Regions from separate parts of the Mus musculus genome. Here all the other regions are linked to region 3. The links are chromatin loops, found by intact Hi-C in ENCODE. Cell type or tissue: heart. All regions are shown on one strand. Region 1 holds the start of Atp8b2 (ATPase, class I, type 8B, member 2). Region 2 holds the start of Hax1 (HCLS1 associated X-1). Region 3 holds the start of Ubap2l (ubiquitin-associated protein 2-like).

The links. A loop is a pair of places that touch in the nucleus more often than their neighbours do. Peaks named below come from ENCODE experiments on the same cell type or tissue, not always from the same donor. Only the 100,000 strongest peaks of a DNase experiment are listed, where the experiment ranks them.
Region 1: a loop joins it to region 3, with 2.5 times the contacts of the local background. A loop is called at or near these places in 8 of 42 quality-filtered maps.
Region 2: it touches region 3 in a loop (3-fold over the local background); 19 of 42 quality-filtered maps call a loop at or near these places.

Annotation. Positions count from the first base shown.
Region 1 is chr3:89,962,654-89,967,653 of GRCm38, forward strand. It overlaps Atp8b2 (ATPase, class I, type 8B, member 2), which reads right to left and starts at 685. Exons shown (of 28, transcript NM_001081182.3): 1 at 504-685. It also overlaps the pseudogene Aqp10-ps. In heart, CTCF peaks have their summits at 1,889 and 4,501 (motif pointing left); DNase peaks (open chromatin) are centred at 708 and 1,888; H3K4me3 peaks cover 2,468 bases; H3K27ac peaks cover 1,832 bases.
Region 2 is chr3:89,998,105-90,003,104 of GRCm38, forward strand. It overlaps Hax1 (HCLS1 associated X-1), which reads right to left and starts at 612. Exons shown (of 7, transcript NM_011826.4): 1 at 424-612. The coding sequence starts at 476. It overlaps Ubap2l (ubiquitin-associated protein 2-like), which reads right to left. Exons shown (of 28, transcript NM_001165984.1): 27 at 4,175-4,372; 28 at 2,184-2,887. The coding sequence ends at 2,792. Gm19710 (predicted gene, 19710) reads left to right here and starts at 656. Exons shown (of 4, transcript NR_045749.1): 1 at 656-817; 2 at 1,041-1,193; 3 at 2,068-2,181; 4 at 3,011-3,221. In heart, a CTCF peak has its summit at 819; a DNase peak (open chromatin) is centred at 607; H3K4me3 peaks cover 1,450 bases; H3K27ac peaks cover 1,584 bases.
Region 3 is chr3:90,050,849-90,055,848 of GRCm38, forward strand. Ubap2l (ubiquitin-associated protein 2-like) reads right to left here and starts at 1,667. Exons shown (of 28, transcript NM_001165984.1): 1 at 1,607-1,667. It overlaps 4933434E20Rik (RIKEN cDNA 4933434E20 gene), which reads left to right and starts at 1,954. Exons shown (of 7, transcript NM_025762.3): 1 at 1,954-2,271; 2 at 2,660-2,761. The coding sequence starts at 2,206. In heart, a CTCF peak has its summit at 2,097; DNase peaks (open chromatin) are centred at 1,123 and 1,773; H3K4me3 peaks cover 3,559 bases; H3K27ac peaks cover 2,937 bases.

The DNA.
Region 1 (5,000 bases), 88 kb before region 3:
AAGAGGCAGCGCTCCACGAAGGAAAAAAGACTCCTCCTCTGGGTCTGGCCTCCGCTCCTTTCCAACCAAGAGCCTTTTCAGGGGAAGCTAGCAGATAGACGAGACAGGAGAAAACAATAATACCGGAGGCCACCTTCCTTCCCTCTCCAAGGACAGTATCCAGGACCCACCACACAGCTCTGAGCTCCCAAAGCTAACATCCCTGGCACCCTTGGTTTTCCTGGGGCACAGAGAGACCTCCACCTTCCCGGGACAAATCCTATCAGCCCCAAACTCCCTCTCTAGGCACCTAAAGGCTGGCACCAGGTTACTCCTCACACCCCAGCTCCGCACGCCCCTTCGGGGCCCCATTTTCCCAGCTTGCGCACAGCTACCGGTTCTCTCCATCCTGGTAGCCCTTCTCTCCAGCCTCCCACAGCCGCTCCCCGTGGCACCGCTGCCCGCGCCTCCCAGAGCCGACCCTCCCGGTCCACACCCCCGGCCCCACGGTGGCAGCGCCTTACCTTAGCGCTCCGCGCGCGGCGCTCGGCCCGGCGGCCCCGTCCGGCCCATGCCGGGGGCTGGGGCGGGGGCGCTCGGCTCCGCTGCCCGCAGGCTCCCGCCCCCCCACAGCAGCCCGGCTCTCCTGACCCCCCCGGGGCCCCGGCCCGCTACTTTGTGTCAGTTTCGGCCGCGGGGCGGAAGTGACGGCTGCGGCCACGGGCGGGGGGCGGGAGGGGCTTTGGGGAGGTGAGGGGCGCGGCGTGCGCCATCTTGGTGCGTAGGGAAGGGGGGGGTCCCAAGCTCCAGCCGGGACACGCACACAATCGGCGAGGCTGGAGGACGCTGGGATGCTGCTGCTTTATTTTGGAAGCCAGAAACCGAGCGAATGCTGCTTTCTCTGCCAGAAACCATCTTCGGGGAGGAGCCTGATGCGGGAGTAGTGATGAAGAAGCCCCGTAGCACACTTCTCTCTAGCCCAAGTCTCTGCTGTGCTTCCCTCCTCGCCCTGGCTCATCTCAAGGCCTTTCACTTCCTGAAAAGGCACAGCTATGCATTGACTGGGAGTTGTGCCTCAGTTTCTCCACTTGGTTCTCCTGACGATAAGTAGTTGACTTTGCCCCTTACCACATTCCCTTGGGTGGTATATTACGCGCGCGGACACACACACCTCGAAGAACTATCTGAGGTCGTTGGCGCTCCTGTCAGGCCAAAGGTAGGAAACGTAGAGATTTCCCGAGCTGGCAGCCAGAAGACAGGAAGATAGCTCCGAGGCAGAGCCCTTGCCTAGGCCCTAAATCAAATCCCTAATGCCACAAAGTACGAGTGGTTTTGTTGTGTTGTTGTTGTTGTTTTGAGTCAGTGGGAGGGGATGTCTCACTATGTAGCTCTGAAAGGCCTGAAATTCTCAGAGACCCTAGGCGTGCTCCATCACTTCCGAGTCAAACTTAAACTGGGTTTTGTTTGTTAAAAAGATTCACTCTTAAACCGGGCGTGGTGGCGCATGCCTTTGGTCCCAGCGTGCGCCTTCGATCCCAGCACTCCGAGGCAGAGGCAGGCGGATTTCTGAATTGGAGGCCAGCCTGGTCTACAAAAAGTTCCAGGACAGCCAGAGCTATACAGAGAAACCCTGTCTCGAAAAACCATTAAAAAAAAAAAAGATTCACTCTTGTTAGGTGTGTTGAGTAACACGCTGAAGTCAAAGCCGTTATGGTCTGCATAGAAGATTTCAGTACTCCATAGGGAGACCTCGTCTTAAGACGAAAAAGTGAAGAAGGGAGAGTAGAGGAAACCAAGCTTCTCTCGAGAAGCTCCCAGGCCCTACCCCTCAAAGGATCCTAGGATCCCTCCACCCACCCGATTCTAGAAACCTTCCCAAAGCCAGCGTGCACACCCTCTGGCGGCTCCTTTAAGGAACTGCGTGCCTGGAAGCTCCCAGGGTAGAAGACCAGTCTGGAGTCCTTCAGGAGTGGTAAACAGAAGTGTCCTAGTCTGGCATAGTAATACAAAGAATATCTGTCTTGCGTGCTGGCCAGCTCATGGTGCTCTTGCAGAGTGGGATAAGATTGGTCCTTGTCACAGCTTACACTCCAGCTGAGCTAGAGTAACCAAGTCTGAAGCCTTGAGTTGAGATGCCATCACCTTTGGAAATGGTTCTAAATCCTCAGGATGGTGCAGAGCCACCAGGAGCTGGTATTCGGCTGTGCCCAGGGTGGCCCCCACCATAGGAGCCACTGGAGGCACCCACCACCAGCCATTACCAGCGCTGTAATGGAAAGACAAAGGGAGGGGTCAGAGGTGGCTCTTAGACACACCTCTTCCCATAAGCCAGGACTAGTAAGGCAGGCCCTCACACTATTCCTGTCATGACATCCAACAGTGAGCATGGGTTCACATTCATGAATGGGAAGCACTTAGGAAGCAACCCCCAGCAGAACTTAGTCCAACCTCTAGTCTTGCAGAATAAACTGAATAGACTTTTTTACGGATGGAGTCACTAAAGCCCAAAGTAGTAGTATGGCATGCCCAAGGACACCTCTGAACCTACTATATGCATGAAAAGGGGGAGGGGGGATGCAGGAGAGCTATGAAGGAAGGGAGAACTTGCCAGCTGAAGAAGGAACACTGTTCTAAGAATACAAGGGCAGTATGTAAGTGGATAGAACTCAGGTTGGACATGGTAGCACATGCCTTCAATCCCAGCACATGGAGGGATCTCTGCCAGCCTGGTACATAGTGAAACCCTGTCTCAAAAAAAAAAGGGGGGGGGAGGAATCTGGAGAACCATGGACAAAGCTATTAATAGGGGTAAATGGAGGACTGTACCAAGGGAAGCTGTCTCCTACCTGAAGACGCCAGGGCCCCAGCCAGCAAAGTAGTGAAGATCCTTGGGCCCAGGTCCCGGGCAGGGTTGAGTGGAAAGCCACAGTTTGCACCCATGGATAGTCCAATGGTGAGGATCAGCAGTCCCACCACCACCGGCTCCAGACCTGCAGGCGCTCCTTTATTCCGTCTGTCTAGGGTCGCTAACAGCCCCACAATCAGCATCCAGGTACCCAGAACCCTGAGGTTGACAGAGGTCGAAGGAAAGCCATCAAGTGACACATAGGTGCTTCATTTGCCTTCTGTCACTCAAACACACTGTGCCACCCCCTCTATGCCATCTGTGCAGCAGAAGCTACGGGACCAAGGTAGAATGAACCCATATTCCACCCAAAATCTGAACAACGAGCTGGGATCCCAACAAACAAGGCAAAGTGCGGGACTTTCCCATATCTTCTGCTCATACTTACCTGATCCAAGAAGCCATTGTTCAGGGACAGATAGGGGGAAGGGTAAGTGGCAAAAATGGAGGCTGCCTCTTTGGGACCGGTCACTGTCAGGTTCCCACCTGTGTAGTTCTGTAGGGCATCCTCAAGAGAGAGGGGCACTCAGAGTTTCCATCTTTGCAAGGCACCTCTGCCCACAACTGTCCCCGATCACATTCTCTTACCATAGTAGAGAATGTAAGTGGCCCCTGAGGCACAGAAAGCAGACAGCAGTTGCACAACGCAGTAAACGGGGAGCTTGGCCCAGGGGAGGCGTCCCACCAGGCACATGGCCAGAGAAAAGGCTGGGTTTAGGTGGGCTCCTTCACAAGATCAAAGGGGAAAGACAGTGTTAGGTACCACTGCCAAACACTGTCACAACACCATGCTTTCTCCTGCAATGCTTATTTCCATTACTTAGTTTAAACAAGGCTCAAAAACTGGAGAGATGGCTCAGCGATCAAGAGCACTGGTTGTTCTTGGAAAGGACCTGGGGTTATCAGCATGGCAGCTCAAAACAATCTGTAACTCCAGTCCAAGGGACCCGTTGCCCTCTTTGGGACACCTCATGTACTTGCACAGACATACATCCAGGCAAAACACCCAAACATATACTTTTTAAAAAGTGATTTGCCAGAGTGGAGAGATGGCTCAGTGATTAAGAGCACTGGCTGTTCTTCCAAAGGTCCTGATTCAAGGACCTTTGCTCTGCCAAAGGTCCTGAGTTCAAATCCCAGCCACCACATGGTGGCTCACAACCATCCGTAACAAGATCTGACGCCCTCTTCTAGAGTGTCTGAGTGTACTTACATATAATAAAATAAATTAAAAAAATAAATCTTAAAAAAAAAAGGTGATTTACCAAGATCACAGGATCATACAGTGAAACCAAAATATGAGCCTGAAGCCCTGAAGCCAGGCGTGGTGGCACACGCCTTTAATCCCAGCACTCGGGAGGCAGAGGCAGGCGGATTTCTGAGTTTGAGGCCAGCCTGGTCTACAAAGTGAGTTCCAGGACAGCCAGGGCTACACAGAGAAACCCTGTCTCGAACCCCACTCCTCCAAAAAAATATGCCTGAAAAGGAGTGCCTCCCCTGCAGCACACTGTCTGGTGGCCCAACCTTAGCACTCTAATACATGTATTAAGAGCAGGCTGGGCTGGAGAGATGGTTTAGCAGTCCTGAGTTCAAAGCATCCAAAATGAGATCTGACGCCCTCTACTGGTGGGACTGAAGACAGCTACAGTGTACTTACATATAATGATAAATAAAAATCTTGGGGCTGGAGCGAGTGGGGCCGGAGTGAGCAGTGGTCCTGAATTCAATTCCCAGCAACCATGTGGTTACATGATGGCTCCCAAACATCTGTACAGTTACAGTGTACTCATATACATAAAATTAATAAATAAATCTTTTAAAAAAGAGAGAGAGAGAGAGAAGCTGATGAAGTCCTGAGCCCATGTGAGGCACAGAAGAATTGTCCCCAACACTCTGCCATAGATCTCTGCCTGAGTGAGTTAAGAGTCGGGTCAAGAACAGGAACAGTGAGTGAGGTAGGTGAAGGAGAGGGACTGGATGAGCCAAAGCCATATCTCAGTCCCGAACACTTGGCCAAGCTCCAGGGGATAAAGCCTACAAAGTCACCAAAAGAACCTGGCTGTTCCCAGTCACTCATTCACATGCACACCACTGAGATCGGAGATCGCTACTGTAA
Region 2 (5,000 bases), 53 kb before region 3:
TGAAAACACAGGAGATCTGGTTTCAGAACAACGTTGATGGATCTATTAGGGTTTTGTATTGTTTCTAAACAGAGCCTCTCCGCACCTCCCAACAGCTGCCAGACGACCCATGGTTTTTCTTCAGGGTCATCCAGCCTACTACTAATCGCCCAATTACTTGCTCATGGTCCTCTTCCCCAGACCCCCATTGTTTTCTCCGCCCAGGTCCCTGTTGCATCACCCAGGTCTGGAGAAAGCTGCCGTTTCTGTCCTCTTAACCACTGCTTTGATTACTGTGGCGGGGTGAGTACTCAAGAATGCGATCTTTGACCTCTCAGCAGGAGTTGAAGGGGGCGGGAAAGGAAGCTTTCCAAAAATATGATGAAGGGGTCAAGTGTCCACCAAAACACCCCTCCCGTATATCCAGCCCAGAACTATTCTCACCTCCGAGGTCCAGGAAAGCCGAAAAAGCCTCGGAAAAGATCAAAGACGCTCATTCCAGTAGGGGCACTAGAAACTTTGAAGCTCTGCAGCCCATGGGCAACACGAGACCACGACCAGCTTACGCTACCCTGTCGGATATAGCCAGGGCTCAGCGTTCGCTGCCGGAAAGCAACCCTACGGTGCGGCGTTGTCGTAAAAGTCGTAAGCCGGAGGAAGAGGCGGGGCTGACCGTGCTCCTCAGACACGAAGCTTCTATACGCTACCTTTCAGTTTTGAGTGAGGGTGGACGTGCGAAATTCCCAGTTCAAGATCACGTCCCTTCTAGGAGATTCTTTCTCCTGCTGATCTGCCAGGCCCCCGAGGGGGGTTTCCGTTTCTCTCTGGAGGGTCCCAGGTAGCCGCCAGAGGGAGTGGCCTGTTCAGAGGCCTGCTTCACCCCAGGATCAGAAAACACCCCCCACCTTGTGTTTTGTTTTAGACTGATGTCGGTGACGTCTAATACTAGGCTAGGCGAAGTTACCTAGTTCCTTAAACCGCGATTTCCCTACTGCTGAATAAAGATGCTAGGAATCTCTTCAGCTAGTAGGGAGTTTTTAAGCTTGTTTTTTTCGATACAGGGTTTCTGTGTGGTGTTCAGACTGTCCTGGAACTGATTGTAGACCAAAGGGGCTTACAAACCCGCCTGCCTAATGCCTCCCAGATGCTGGGATTTAAGGCGGTTACCACCACACGCTGCTTTTAAAAAACTAAACAGATGGCCAACTAACAAGGTAAGATTTGTAGACTAGGCAGGAACGAGAAGCTACTTGTGTCTTGGGAAAACCATGCCGTAATGAAATTTGATGGTGTTTTAATCCACTCGGGAGGTATAAGGCCAGCCTGCTCCTCACTGAGTTTCAGGCAAGTCGGCTACAGAGTGAGACTCTGACTCAAAATAAACAGACCTCCCTCACCTCCTCAGCACAGAGGATATTTGCAGTTTTGGAAGGCTGAAACAGGATCTCGAGTCCCTGGCAATATGGCTCTTACAAAGAAAAATGAAACTTCTCTTTCACGTAATTGAAGTCCAAAAACCTTTTACTGCACCATGCCCCCACCCCAGGTCTTGCTCTAAGATCATCCATTCTTTTCCCAAAATGTAGGCATTTCAAAGCCACATAAAATAGGCAAGGCAGGGTGTAGTGCTGACAACCTTTAACCTTAGCACTCAAGAGGTAGAAGCAGGCAGATCTCTGAATGTGAGACCAACCTGGTCTCCACACCAAGCTCCAGGCCAGTCAGGGTTACATAGTGAGACTGTCTCAAAAACATAACTCAGAGAACAAGAACTACTATACTCCTCCAAAGAGAAAAAGACCCCAAGATTGAGTTCTGCCGGCCAGCAGCTAATGCTGGCTTGAGACTTCAGAATCCTTTAAAACCATGCTTAGATTCCCACAAGGTCCTTTGCCTTCTAAATGTCCTTAGCTCCTTCCCCTTTCACTTCCTGAAACGTGCTGTAGATGAGGCAGTTTCTAGAAGAAATGAAGATTTGCAGTAGTTCTTTCCAGTCACAGAATGTATAAGGAAATCCCCTTAAGGGCAAAATATTAGCACATTAAGGTGAGAGATCTTAAAGGGCAAAGATTTCACTTTATTCCACAGCCTTCGAGCCTGCTAGAAGAGGCCCCAGTTGGTACGGTAATACTTATTCACCAAGCTGGTCATCGACGAGAGTGAGGATATCCTAGACGGAGCAAGAATGGGCAGAGGCTGAAGGTAGAGGTTTGTTTTTTTTTTCTCCTTTTTTTATATATATATGTATATATATATATATACAAGACACATTAATCCATTAAATTTGAAGACACAGTACAAAAAAAAACACTTCAACTAATCCATCTGACAATGCTGTTCATATTTATGACGCCATTTTGTGTGTGTGTGTGTGTGTGTGTGTGTGTGTGTGTGTGTGTCTGTATGTGTGTGTGTGGTTTGGTTTTCCTAATAATAAAGGAGGAGACTTAGGGCTGTTGGGCTGATATATATTTGGGGGGGGGGTCACCTTCCCACCTCACCCATACACCACCAGGGTGAACAGGAAGAAGTGAAGGAAAGGCAGGGCCCACAGCAAAGTTTCATAATCTTGAATGCAAAGAGAAAGGAGGAAGAGGAGGGGAGGAGAAGAAAATACAAATCCTATAATACATACAACAGGGTGGGATGGTATAGGGATGGGACAGACATGAAGCTGAGGTGTGGGATGGGCCGCTGGGGGTGTGGAGCAGCGGAATCGCCCCACATTCTTTTCTCTCTTTGATGCTGTTTCCATAGTTTCCAGGCTGAGAAGCCCTCTCAGAAGATGGGACAGGAGAAGAGGGTCAGGGCCTCAGTTGGCCCCCCAGCTGTAGCTGTTGTAGGCAGACTTGTTGGTCTGGGGCTTCTGCGGGATGGAGCTGGTCTGGCTACGTTGCCCGCTGCCCGTCTGCAGGGGAATGGGAAGGTTATGGGGGAGGAAAAAGGTGTCTAGTTAGTGGGACCAATCTGTAACATCTTCAAGTGGAAATGTGCAAATAGTCATGCTCTCTCATTTTTTTTTTTTACTTAGAACCTACTATGAAGCTTACTTTTCAAGCACAGAAAATTTGGTCTACATAGCCTCTTTTACAAGGTGACTTTTTTTTTTTAAACCTTAAAGTAGAAGAAAATGAAAAATGGACAAGAAAACTTTGGAGATAAAATGGTGAGTTGGTTCTATTCTTGTTCAGTTGACTTCCCCACTACCCACTGCCCTTGTCTAAAAAACAAACAAAGCAACTATGAGAATTCTGACCTTTTCAAAGTGAGTGATGACAAGGTGATTACATTCTCACTCATCTCTGTGAATGCTGAAACGTAGAAAGCTATCTTTGAGAGCAAAAAAGCCCTATTTTAGTTGCCCAGCCACCTACATTGGGAATCTTAAGAGGTCTCTTTTACCACCCTTCAGATTCTCCCACCACCACACATTAATTAATGTGAAACCAATTCAAAGCCACAAAGACCTGAGGCATCAGGCTCCAGATGCTGCCCCAAGAATCTTTTCAATTCTAGTAACCAAGTGCTTTCCAGAGTTGAGGAGGGTAGAAAGATAAAGAGGGTGTTGAGGGGGGTAAGGAAGAGAGAGGATGGGGAGGCCAGAGAGCTTAGCACAGTGTTTCTGTTTGTGTATCCCGATTTGTGATTGGGTAGGCTTTTCAAGTTATCTGAGGCTGTGGAGGTGAAATGGGGACTAAAAAGGTTGGTTCAAGCATATTATTCAGTTTCATTACCTGCTCCTCCTGCTGGCGCTGGCAACAGAGAATCATCTGCAAATATGGTAGCTGAGGCAGAACCAGGATATATGGAAAATAAAGGGACAAACTTTTGACAATAGAACTCCACTGTTAGAAGGGAAAGCTATAATGTCAGGGAAGGGAGAAGGCTGGGAGAGGTTAGAGGGAAGGTGTGACCCAGGTCTGACAGGATAAGGACAACTGTGCCATGGGAGGTGGAGGAGAAAGGTACCAAAGGAACCGGATAAAAGGGTTTCAATCTGGCCCATTCTTTCATGTTTCCTTTGCTAACTGTTCATGTTATGTGCGCTTGTGTATGTGCTGTGTGCCCCTGGCTGGCACTGGTGAGGGCTGGGTGAAGGTGGTGGTAAGGAAGGTTAAGAAAAGGAAAAGGGAGGTAGTTTTAAGGGATAGGAAGGAAGAGGAAGGGAAAGGAGAGAGGAGGGAAGGGCTGTTACCTGGCCATCCTGCTGCAGGTGATGGTGAAGGATCTGAGAGTGTGGCTGCTGATGTGGGGTCAGAATATGCATAAAGGGGGCAGGTGGGTAGGCAGCAGCTGTGGCTGGATTGATGGGCCCTCCACTTCCTAGGGCTGAAGGCAAGTTGAAGGAGGCAGCAGGAGTACCGGAATGAAACCCTTGTTTCTCAAAGGACTGCTATCCCAGGAGAACAGGAGGGAAGACAGTAAAACATGATCATTAGAAGAATCCTAGGACTTTCTGAGGCCTCAGAAGCAATAGCATACCTCAAGTCAAATATTCAGAAGTCTTAGTTCTAGCTCTGTCTTTTCATAGCTCCGTGATCCTAGGCAAATTAACTACTCAACCTCAGTTTCCTCACAAATAAAAGAAATATTGCTGAACTCTTGTCGTAAGGATCGAGCAGGGAGATGACTGTTAGAGCACGCCATGAAGTCTTACATTGGCCAGGCATGATGGTGTATACCTTTAATCCCAATTACTTGGGAAGCAGGTGGATCTTTGGAGTTTGAAACTAGTCTGGTCTACACAATGAGTTCCAGGTCAGCTAGGACTACAAAATGAAACCCTTCTTCAAAATAAATAAGTAAAAGTAATTTCATAAGAAGATAGAGAAATGTGCTGACTAGTCTGAGCATTCCTGCCTCTGTAGTTTAGCACAAATTCAAACTCCTTAGATATTTTAGAAAAAAAACGAAGATCTTATTGGGACAGAAAAAGGACAGACAACAGATATATCTGTAAATAACTCAATAACAAACACTTCACTTCATTCCCACTTTTGGTTATGGATTTAGAAAGAATG
Region 3 (5,000 bases):
GGAAATACAAAAGCAGTGTGACTTAGTTGCTGCTCTCAGGGAGCTTACAATCTAATGTGAGAAACAATTCAGACATTCTGAAGTTGGACTGGGATGGGTAAGGCTTACCACTTCTAACAGAGAAACTAATTTTCCTAGACCTGTGTCCCATTCCCCAACCACCTTCAATCTAATAGGAGTCTTCCCAGTTAGAAACACTGGGGAAAGCCAGTACATTTAGCCCTTCCTCACTATTTTACATGACAGCAGTATCTCCCATTCACAACAGAAACAATCACTGGGATGATCTATAATTAAAGACAGTGGTATAGGACCCACAACACAGTCTTATCAACAGATACACATCCAAATATTTTAATCTCTAATGCTGGTTGTCAAACTGACTCATACCCCCCTCCCAGCAAGACACAGCAGATATCCCCAACGCAGAATATGGGAGGTGGAGACAAAAAATAATCTCTCCATTTAGTAGTCAGTGAGTCAAAGGCAAAAACAAATTTAACAAAATCGCCTTTAACTGTTTTTTCTTTCCACAACAACCTACACCAGAGGTTGCTAAATTTTAAGAATCGTGGAAAACAGTCTCTTGTTTGTGACATCACTTTGCAAAACAATTTAGGGGCTGTCCACCAGGTGAAGGGTCTCAAGAAATTTGGAATTCCATTCCCATTATGAGAAAAATGAACAAATGCCCAGTCTAGTGACATCCCTTAGGCGCAACACAATCCACGGGGGCCTCCATGTCCAGCTTCCCAAATAAGATAACTGCTTGGGTAGCCAAAACTACAGTATAGACAACAGGAAGTCAAAGACTGCAGCGAAAATATATTCCACGACCAGGGTCGGTAAGAAAGAAGGCAGGGTAATAAGAGGAGCTGACAAAGAGGCTGGAAATGAACAGAGAGGACAGAAGCCCACGCGCGGAGGATGGGAGACTCACCCCCCTCCGCGCCACATCTAGAGCCCATGGGGCCATTCGCTTCTCTACCTCCCACCCGGAACAAATTAATCCTCCGCACTCCAAACCGAGGGCCACATGGGGGAGTTTGGGGCAGCTCCACCCCATCGCCACCCCCCCTCCGCCCCCAAAACCAGGCCGGATCCGGATCAGAGGCCCAGAGAGGACTGGGGAGGGAGGAGGCCTTCTCCACAAGACACTGACCCTCCTAAACAACCCTACCTCAGGCTGGGCCCAGGCCTCGCTCGCCCGCGCTCTTTCTCGCTCTCCCCCTTCAGGCTCTAGCCACATGCCCCCCCCCTCCGGCTGCCCCAAGCCCCGCCCCGGCCACGCTCCCAAATCGAGGCCCCGGCTCTGGCGCGGCCCAGTAGGCCGCGAACCCAACTATAAACAAAACCCCCGGCGGCCAATTCGAGGTGGGGAGGTTGGACGCCCGGGTTCCCAAGACCAGAAGGGAGGGTGTACAGTGGGGAGACACACGGCGTGGGGGGGGCCTACCGCGGGACAGGAATACGGAGGGGACAGAGGAAAAGAAGGGAGGGTAAAAAGGGGATCGCGGATTTAAAGGGGCCGCGGACAATACCCGGCCCCGCCGCGTTGCCGCTGCCGCCGCCGCCGCCGCCAACGCCGCTGCGCTCCCAACTTTACCTCAGTCTCCTCCACACTGACACCCCGGGCCGCGCCGCCCCTGTCACGTGATATAAGATTCCCTCCTCCCCACCCCCTCCCTCCTTTTCCCTCTCGCGCTCGCTCTCGCGCCTTCCCCCTCCCACTTGCCTTCCTGCGTCCCTCAGCACGTGACGCGAAAGGGCCGCGCACGTCAGCGTGCGCGCGCCTCCCCGCCACGAAACACTGCTCTTGAGTTCCGCGCGCCCGCCCCGCCCCCGCCCCGCCCCGCACGGATCCGCCTCCATCACGTGACTCCAGTAAGGTCTCGGCTTCCTCTTACTGGCGTAGTTCCGCGTCTCCGCACTCCCAGGTACCTTTGCGGACATAAGTCACGTGGCGGAGGGGGTGGGGGTGGGGAAATGGGACGGGAAGGTCCGATGCTTAACTAGCGCCCCCATCCACCATGTTTTCTGACGGACTCTAGCCTGGTTTTTTTTTTTTTTTTTTTTTTAATCGAAAACCATATGGAAATGTTCGGAGAGCTCCAGGGAACCTAGGTTCCCTGGCTTCGGCAGAGCCTGGGCTAACGCGCGAGCGCGGCGGGACTGTCCTAGCAGGTGTTCCCGGAGAGAGAGGCGATGGCGTCTAGTAGTAACTGGCTTTCTGGAGTGAATGTCGTGCTGGTGATGGCGTACGGGAGCCTGGTGAGATCCCCATTCTCTTCCTCTTGTGGCATTTGTCTGAGTCCCGACCCTCTGAGCCGGACTCCTGAAAAGAAGGCTCCTGAGCCGTTCTGTCTTTGTTCTTCAGCCACTTAACTTGTTTTGTTTCTGGACTTCCGAATTGTATCCGTAGACAGTCTGAGATCTTTAAGTCAAAGCTGCCTGGCTCTAAGTAAGAACCCTCCCTCTTAAATTCTAGAGCCCAGATTAACATGCCTCTCCGTTACTAGCCCCTGACCCACCTCCGTCCTTAGCGACCCGGCTTCGCCCCAAAGCATCCAGCTCTGAAGGCCTAAACCCAGGGATTTTGAAAGTGAACATTTTAAAAAATTATTGCTATTACTAAAATGGCTCTAATCTCTTTGGGCAGGTATTCGTACTGCTGTTTATTTTTGTGAAGAGACAAATCATGCGCTTTGCAATGAAATCTAGAAGGGGACCTCATGTTCCTGTAGGACACAATGCCCCCAAGGTAGGTCACTAGAATGCAAGGTAAACCTGTTCTTTGGCACAAGGAGATTTTTCTCGGACTTTAAAAGAAGACTTTTATTCATATGCTTCCTTTCATTCCACAGTCTAAGCAATAACTTCCTGCTCACTGCTGCTCCACAACATGTACCTTAAGATTTAAACCAATTCAGCTGTAAAATGTCTCATCTTCAACTAAAATTACTAAATATTTCATGTTGCTTTAGTTTAAGCATGATGCTGAGAACACTTACAGTTGGTTCCAGCGTTGTGAGAATGGTTGCCTTTGCAGAATTTTAAAGATGCCCATTGTGCTTGCTTAGAATGCAGACGACTGGGTTTAATCCTTGACACTGCTGAAAGCAAGGGGCGGGGCAATAATCACCTAGTTATACTTTTCAAGTCAAACCTAAAGCCAAAGAAAGAAATTACCTAACAACTTTTTAATGTTGTTATTGTTCTTTGTTTTGTATTTTGAGACATACTGAACACCCAATTGTAACCCAATAACTCTCACCACGGAACCTCAAAGCAGCCCTCCTGCAAGGACAGTACAAGTAATGAGATTACCAAGATAATGTGCCACATCAGACTGCGTCCACAAATTAAATAATCGTGCTGGGCTTGGTAGAGCATACCTTTAATCCCAGCACTCAGGCAGAGACAGGTGGATCTCTGAGGCCAACCAAGTCTACAGAGCTAGTTCAGGACAGCCAGGGCAATGTAGAAAAACCTTGACATGAAAAACCAAAAAAAGAATAGTAAAAGTAAATAATCTAGTAGTGTCTAAACTTTCTCCTTAAGTGCTTTGCTTTTCTTGGCTTTAAGAAAAATGTCTTCTGGGCTGGCGAGATGGCTCAGCGGGCAAGAGCATTGACTGCTCTTTCGAAGGTCCTGAGTTCAAATCCCAGAAACCACATGGTGGCTCACAACCACCCATAATGAGATCCGATGCCCTCTTCTTGTGCATCTAAAGTCAGCTACAGTGTTCTTATGTATAATAATAAATGAGTCTTTGGGCCAGAACAAGCAGGGACTGAGCAAGTGGGGCCAACCAGAGCGAGCAGAGGTCCTAAAAATTTAATTCCCAACAACCACATGAAGGCTCACAACCTTCATAATTTTGTATGTACTCACATACATAAAACAAATAAATAAATCTTTAAAAAAAAAAGAAAAGAAAAAGAAAAATGTTTTCTAATGGAACTTTGTCTATTGAGAAACCTGTTGGTATATATAACTACCATCTGACATTAAAACTCAGGTTTCAAGGCTGGGAAGTTGGGCATATTTCTTTAATCCCAGCACTCAGGAGGCAAAGGCAGGAGAATCTGTAATTTTGAGGCCAGCCTAATCTACAGAGTGATCTCTAGGACAGTCAGGACTCTACAAAGAAAACTTGTCTGGAAAAAAAAAAACAAAGACCCTTAAGTTTCAAATAGCCATCTCAAACCTAGTATACTTAAGTCAGAAATCCTTTGTGTATATGTGTACACTTATGTGTAAGTAGGTATGCATGCATGTGTGTGCCATATGTGGAAGCCATACTGTGGCATAGTCCATTTTCTTCAGTTGCTCTCCACCTTAATTTTAGAGTCAGGGTCTTCACTAAGCTTGGGTTTTGCCAATTTCACTATACTGCCTGGCCTCCTGTCCCCATCTCCTTTGAAATCTTTTTGTTGGTGGCTGGTGTTTTTCCAACTGGATCTCCTGTATCTTTGGCTAGAGCTGGATTTGTAGGTAACCCTGGCATTGCACTGGCCCTCCTGCTTTCGGTTCTGAAGTGCCAAGGTTATAAGCATGCACTGACACTCGTGGTTTATGTGGTGCTGGAGCCTGATCCCAGGAACGTGGTGTGTGCTAGACAATTGCTCTGACAACTGAGATAGCATCCCCTGTTGTAAGTCAGAATCCTTACATCCCATTGCCATCTCCGTCATGCTTTTCCTTTTAATAAGACACCAGGGGACTTTACTACCAACTTCCTTTTCTATGACTCTCCCCATTATCAGCATCAGGCTCTATTGACTGGATTTCATAACTTTGCATATACTCTTACTGACTAAAAATGGTCTTCACTTGGCTCTCGTATTCAGCCCTTTTTGGCTTTTTGAGACCAGAGTCTCTTACAGGCTAGGCTGGCCTCTAGAACACAACGTTGGCCATGAGTTCCTGATCTCCTTCTGTGTCTTGACTGCTGGAATTACAGGCATACATTGAAATACCCAGCTCCTTAGTTTAAA